Regions from separate parts of the Homo sapiens genome. Here region 2 is linked to region 1. The links are chromatin loops, found by intact Hi-C in ENCODE. Cell type or tissue: lower leg skin. All regions are shown on one strand. Each heading gives the region's core, and the rest is flanking DNA. Links, peaks and the distances in the headings are about the cores only.

Region 1 (2,805 bases), core at 293-2,792:
CCTTCAGAAGCTTCTGGTGCAGGGACCATCTCCTGCTGGACATGGTTGGGGTAGGAGGGTCTGGTTGCAACAGTCCTGGACCTTGAGGTGGGAGGCAGAGATAGGGCACAGGTGGAGGCAGGGCCAGGAAGGAGGAGCATGACATAGCAGGCTGGGGTCAAACTCCTGACTTCACAGTCTGCCCTGAGCCTTCTCCGCAGCTTTTGGCTTGGTCCAGGCCCTTTGAGGGGAATGCCAAGTTGGAGTGTCATGTGTTGCCCCAGTCACTTCTGCATGGGCTCCAAGAGCCACCAGCAAGCTTGAGGCCAGATCCAACTCCGCAAATGACTAGAGGTGTCATCCTGGGCAAGTGACCTCCTGCGCCTCTGTCCCCATCTGCCCAGTGGGCATTAGCACATCGCTATCACAGCGAGCTTTAAGGACTAAGTGGGACAAAGTGCCAGGAGGGACCTGGCATGGAGCAGGTGCTCGGGGAACTTCGGCTGATTCTCAAGTGAAAGCAGAAGCAAGGGGGCAGCTGGACTGCAGCCATCTCCAAGATCCTGGAATTTAATCCCTTTGAATATAAGATCCCTGAGAAGAGGCAGGTGGAGGTGTAGGTCCGTGAAGAACTGGCCGCTCTCATCCCTGTGCCTTTGGCACACCTGCAACCCTCGTTTTCTCACCTGTTGCTCCAGCTAAGTGAGCAATGTGAGAGTCCCAGGAGGTTACAAATGGATCTGCACCATCAGTGTTCCCAGTGCCCCAGCACAGAAAATATAATGAATCAGCCTTGAGGGTAGTGAGCTCTCTGTTCTTAAAAGTATGAGAACAGAAGTTGAACTCCTGGCAGGGAGTTAGATGAGGAATTGGTGTTTTTTTTGTTTTGTTTTGTTTTTTTGAGATGGAGTCTTGCTCTGTCACCCTGCCTGGAGTGTAGTGGCGTGATCTTGGCTCACTGCAACCTCTGCCTCCTGGGTTCAAGCGATTCTCCTGCCTCAGCCTACTGAGTAGCTGGGATTAAAGGTGCCTGCCACCATACCTGGCTATTTTTTTTTTTTTTTTTTGTAGTTTTAGTAGAGACGGGGTTTTACCCTGTTGGCCAGGCTGGCCTCGAACTCCTGACCTCATGTGATCAGCTCGCCTCAGCCTCCCAAAGTGCTGGGATTATAGGTGTGAGCCAGCACGCCTGGCCTGCACGAGGAATTTCTACTCCAGGTGGGTCTATGAGGACCAGGCTGGGGAATGAGAGGAAGTGGGGGGCTGTCCTCTGGCCACTCTTAGTGGCTTCTCTAGAATTTCTGCATAGGACTGACTTGAGACTTGTCTTGAAGTTGTATTTGCAAAACAAAGTCGCTTATTCCTTAGGTTGCCTTTTTATTTGGGGTGGGGTCCCCAAGACAGTGGGTAAAGGCTAGCAGCTATGAGAAACATGTGTTTCTCTAACTGCCCACGAGGGGGCAGCCTACACTGCATTTTCGGCTCCAGTTCTTGGCTGGGGAGAGTGACGCGGGCAGATCCTGACATGAGGACAGGGCTGGGGGCTGATGGATTGGGAAGAATTGGGCATCAGATGGGTGTGGGGCGGGGGCTATTCTTCTCCCCATAGATCACAAGCCCGACTTTTTTGGGGTTAGGAGGAACAGGCAAGGTGGGAAGCTTTCCTTTCAACAGTGAATCCTGCCACTGGAAAAATTTAGTAGAATTTGAAGACCACGGTTGTAGCAAGCGTCCAGGAAGCGTTTCAGCTCGACATTTCGGGACAGATTCCTGCCTCTCCGGGGCAAGGAGCACGTGACAGCATGGCTGCTGGGAGGAAGGGAGCCCCGCACATTGTGCACATGTACCCTAAAACTTAAAGTATAAATAAATAAATAAATAAATAAATAAATAAATAAATAAAAGAAAAGCCCCCAGAGGGCGGCCCTGAGCTCACATAGGACAGTTAAGCAGGGGACTTGAGGCACGGTGGTGAGCTGGAGCTCCTCTGTCATCCCCTGGGTGGGAGGAACCTGGTGCTGGCTTGTGTGTAGTGCGTATCTACCCACTTCAGCCTCCCAAAGTGCTGGGATTACAGGCTCATTGCAGAGCTCCTGGCCTTTTCCCCGGGCAGCCACTCGCAGCAGGCCCAGTGACATCCTGGGTGGATGAGGGCAGGGAACCGAGAGCGGCTGGAGGGGAAGGAGATGGGATAGGACCATTTCTGGAAAGAATGGGTGGATTGGTCACTCAGAGAACAGCAGAACCCAGCCCTTCCAGGAACCATCCCCAGAAGCCCCTTCTGGCTCTGGATGGGCTTTTCTAGATGGGGTGCTACAGGGGTGAGCCCGATGTATATGTGGCTGCCAGGACTCCCCACAGTCCCCTGAGTCTGAGCCCCTGTGCATCCGCAGCTTATGCATGTAGCATTATCAGCGCAGGATGCTCACACTGGTTTAGCACAGTGCGCCTGTAGGCACCGGGAAGTTCTGACTCTCCCTTGGAGTGGGGCCTGGAGCCCCTCTCTGGGTGAGGGGATGGCCTCACCTCTCTCTGGGTGAGAAGGCAGCCCCTTCTCAAACTCATCGGGTGCATCCCTGGGGACACAGGGCAGAAAGACCCATGACCCCCTTTGGGCTCCAAGTTGGGGGTGCAGGGCAGAGGCCAGAGAGCTCAGCCAGAGCCTAGCAGACCCCAGGCGGGCAAGGAGGAAATTATACCGAGTCCCACCCACTGCCTGTTTGCCCAGCTGCAGGGGAGCCTGGCAGGAGCCAGGATAGGATTCTGCAGCCCTGGGGCAGCAGGGACTAGGAGGGGACTGGCCTGGCAGAATGAAGGCTGGGTTTT
Region 2 (2,805 bases), core at 260-2,759, 220 kb after region 1:
TCACTGTGGTGTCAGAGAATAATACCACACCTTAACAATCCAGGCCTTGAGAAGCAAATATTTTCTAAGAGTTTCTTCAAAGAGAATCCACGAAATAATTTTGACTTTACATGTTCTAAGTAAGGGATTTCAGATGCAAAGAATAATCTCTGGAACCCTTAAGCTTTCCCAGTTTCACTTTTCAGTTAGCAGATGCCTGTCCTCCCTTACCCCAAAATCTTGCAAAATACTTCTGAGTATTCCTGTTGGTTTGCCAAGCTATGCTATGCTGTAGACAAAATTAACTTTTTAAACTTTGGCATGTGAATGTTTGAAACAAAACTCTGTTTTAAAATATCTCTGCCATAGCAGACTGGGTGGCTGGGCTCCAGTAGACTCAGGACAGAATCAAATTATTGTAACCCAAGTTCGAATCCCCCTTGAGGTTCCCACACTGCCACCGCTAGACCTGAACTCCCTGAGAGAGAAACATGCCTTGTTTCATACAGCACAGGTCTGGCACAAAGAAGCCTCTGTAAAAGTTTGTTGTTCAAAAGAACAAGATGGACACTGTATCACATTAACAATAAGATCTGTGTCAGGGTAGGCGCGGTGGCTCACGCCTGTAATCCCAGCACTTTGGGAGGCCAGGACGGGCGGATCACTTGAGGTCAGGAGTTTGAGACCAGCCTGGCCAACATGACGAAACCCTGTCTCTACTAAAAATACAAAAAAATAAATAAAAATAAAAAAATAAATTAGCCAGGCATGGTAGCATATGCCTGTAATCTCAGCTGCTAGGGAGGGTGAGGCACGAAAATCACTTGAACTCAGGAGGCGGAGGTTGCAGGAAGCCGAGATCGCGCCACTGCACTCCAGCCTGGGCAACAGAGTGCGCTCTGTGTCGGCGGGGGAGGGGGAAGGCGGGGGGGAAAGATCTGTGTCAATTGTAAAGGTCTTTGTAATTGTTGCTGGAGCAAGGGATATTCTATTTTTGCACTCCATTAAGTTTCATAAAGTAAAGATTTTGAACAACAAAACAAGCTAGTCTAATGATCTGTAATGGTTTCTATAGGCTCTCCCCAAGAATATTATTATTTTTGGCCCTTCTAAAATATACTAAAAAAAAAGTTTTAAAATCCCCAAGCATATGATTTACTCCTTTAAAATCAGGATTTATAGAAAAGGAGAGCACAGATCAAATCAATGTTAAAAATTAAAGGGGAAAAGGACGTGCACATCTGACGGTTTAAGTCATTGCTACCCAAAGCCCCCCAGTTCAGTTCTTGATCTCCAAATCCTGGGGGAAGGTAAATTTTGGGTGAGGGATTATACCTCAGCTACTGTGGTATTTATAAAACATTTTGGCAGGTGCTCTGCCAAGCAGTCTATAATTAGTGAATATGCCTCAGAAACATAAAGTGAACGCAAAGAGTTTCAAATGCCAACAGCCAGCCCCCTGAATACTGAGCTACGTAGTCATAGGGCTGCCACCATCTAGATAACATGATGCTGGGTGCCCTGCCACGGTGCACACGTGTGCACATGCACACGCCAGTTCTGAAGAGTCTTTTTTTAAACCTCTAATGGCTTGACCTCAACACCTGCTACACTTCCTGAAGACAGACAGGCTCTGGAGCTCCACTTGTTCCTCGCATGCGGCTGCACTTTCTAGGAACGACCGCACACACGCAGACGCTGGCCAGCTGCCAAGGCGGGGGCAGCCCAGCCGCCTCGGGCCTGAACTTTCCCAGCGCTGTCAGGGCAGGATCCTGCTATGAGCTGACTCAGCGGCCGGTATGGAACTCTGCCAACCACACAGCAGTGCGGGGGCAGCCGGCAACTCACAGATGTTTTGCTAAACCAAAGCAATCAGTGGGAGGCGGGTCTGGGCTGGCGGCCAGGGTGCTGCTGTCGTGGAAGTTGGGATTCTCTGATTCTAGTCCTAGCTCTGCCACTATCTCCCTGGGTGATGAGTGAAAACCTCTGTGTATCTCAGTACATCTCCCACTTCAGAGGCATGTCTATGTGATGCAGGAGAGGATGGCACTGTTTACATAAAAGAGCTCCCCCGGGCACTATTACCTACCATGTGCCTGGCACTGGACAAGCTTTCACATGTGCTAGCTCGGTTAATCCTTACAACATCCATGGGAGGCAGTGGCACTCTTTTTATTTCACAGATGAGAAGACACAGGCTCAGAGCAAATCAGAGCCCTACTAAAAGATCACAAGGGCAATATTTGGAAGTGATGGGATTTGAATCCCACTGCTGGCTGCAAACACTATTGTTGTAAAACTCAGATCTACTGTACAGACCTCCTGATCCAAGATGTTTGATTTTTTGGGTTCCAAAGGACCTTTCTTATATGACTTCTCAGTTGCCCTGTGAAAACCCACAGCTTTTCACAAATGATTTCTAAACAGTACCACTGGATCACAAGAAGTGTGTGTGCTTCTGCAGGGTACCCATGAACTCCCTTACTAAGCACCAACAAGTCACTTAAGCTGGAACAACTTATCATCACTCCCATCCTTTGGGCGAGGAAAAACTATATTATGGGTCACAAAGAGAAGAGGCTTGGTTGAAAACAAAGATTCCCTAGGCTCCACCCTCCAAGATAATTCATTAGGACTCAGCAATCTGTATTTTTTAAAAAGCTCCCTAACTGACTCTGATACTCAGCCATTTGGAAGTCACTTCAGCTTTCCTTGACTAAAAAGGAAATTTTGAGGTCTACCCTTCCCTGTTGTCAAGGGGATGATGTAAGAGTGAAATGAAATCATGTCTACAAGGCTCTTTGTTGGAAAATATATACAATGCAA

The links. A loop is a pair of places that touch in the nucleus more often than their neighbours do. Peaks named below come from ENCODE experiments on the same cell type or tissue, not always from the same donor. Only the 100,000 strongest peaks of a DNase experiment are listed, where the experiment ranks them.
Region 2: it touches region 1 in a loop (3-fold over the local background); 3 of 110 quality-filtered maps call a loop at or near these places.

Annotation. Positions count from the first base shown.
Region 1 is chr15:74,767,662-74,770,466 of GRCh38, reverse strand. No RefSeq gene overlaps it. Among named protein-coding and RNA genes, the nearest start is that of CSK, 13 kb to the left of the region's middle. RefSeq lists an enhancer at 2,356-2,805. In lower leg skin, for the core only: a CTCF peak has its summit at 1,471 (motif pointing right); a DNase peak (open chromatin) is centred at 1,467.
Region 2 is chr15:74,545,258-74,548,062 of GRCh38, reverse strand. All of the region lies in intron 2 of ARID3B (AT-rich interaction domain 3B), which reads right to left. Among named protein-coding and RNA genes, the nearest start is that of ARID3B, 5.4 kb to the right of the region's middle. RefSeq lists enhancers at 1,489-1,798, 1,621-1,915 and a silencer at 1,499-2,041. In lower leg skin, for the core only: a CTCF peak has its summit at 1,699; a DNase peak (open chromatin) is centred at 1,792.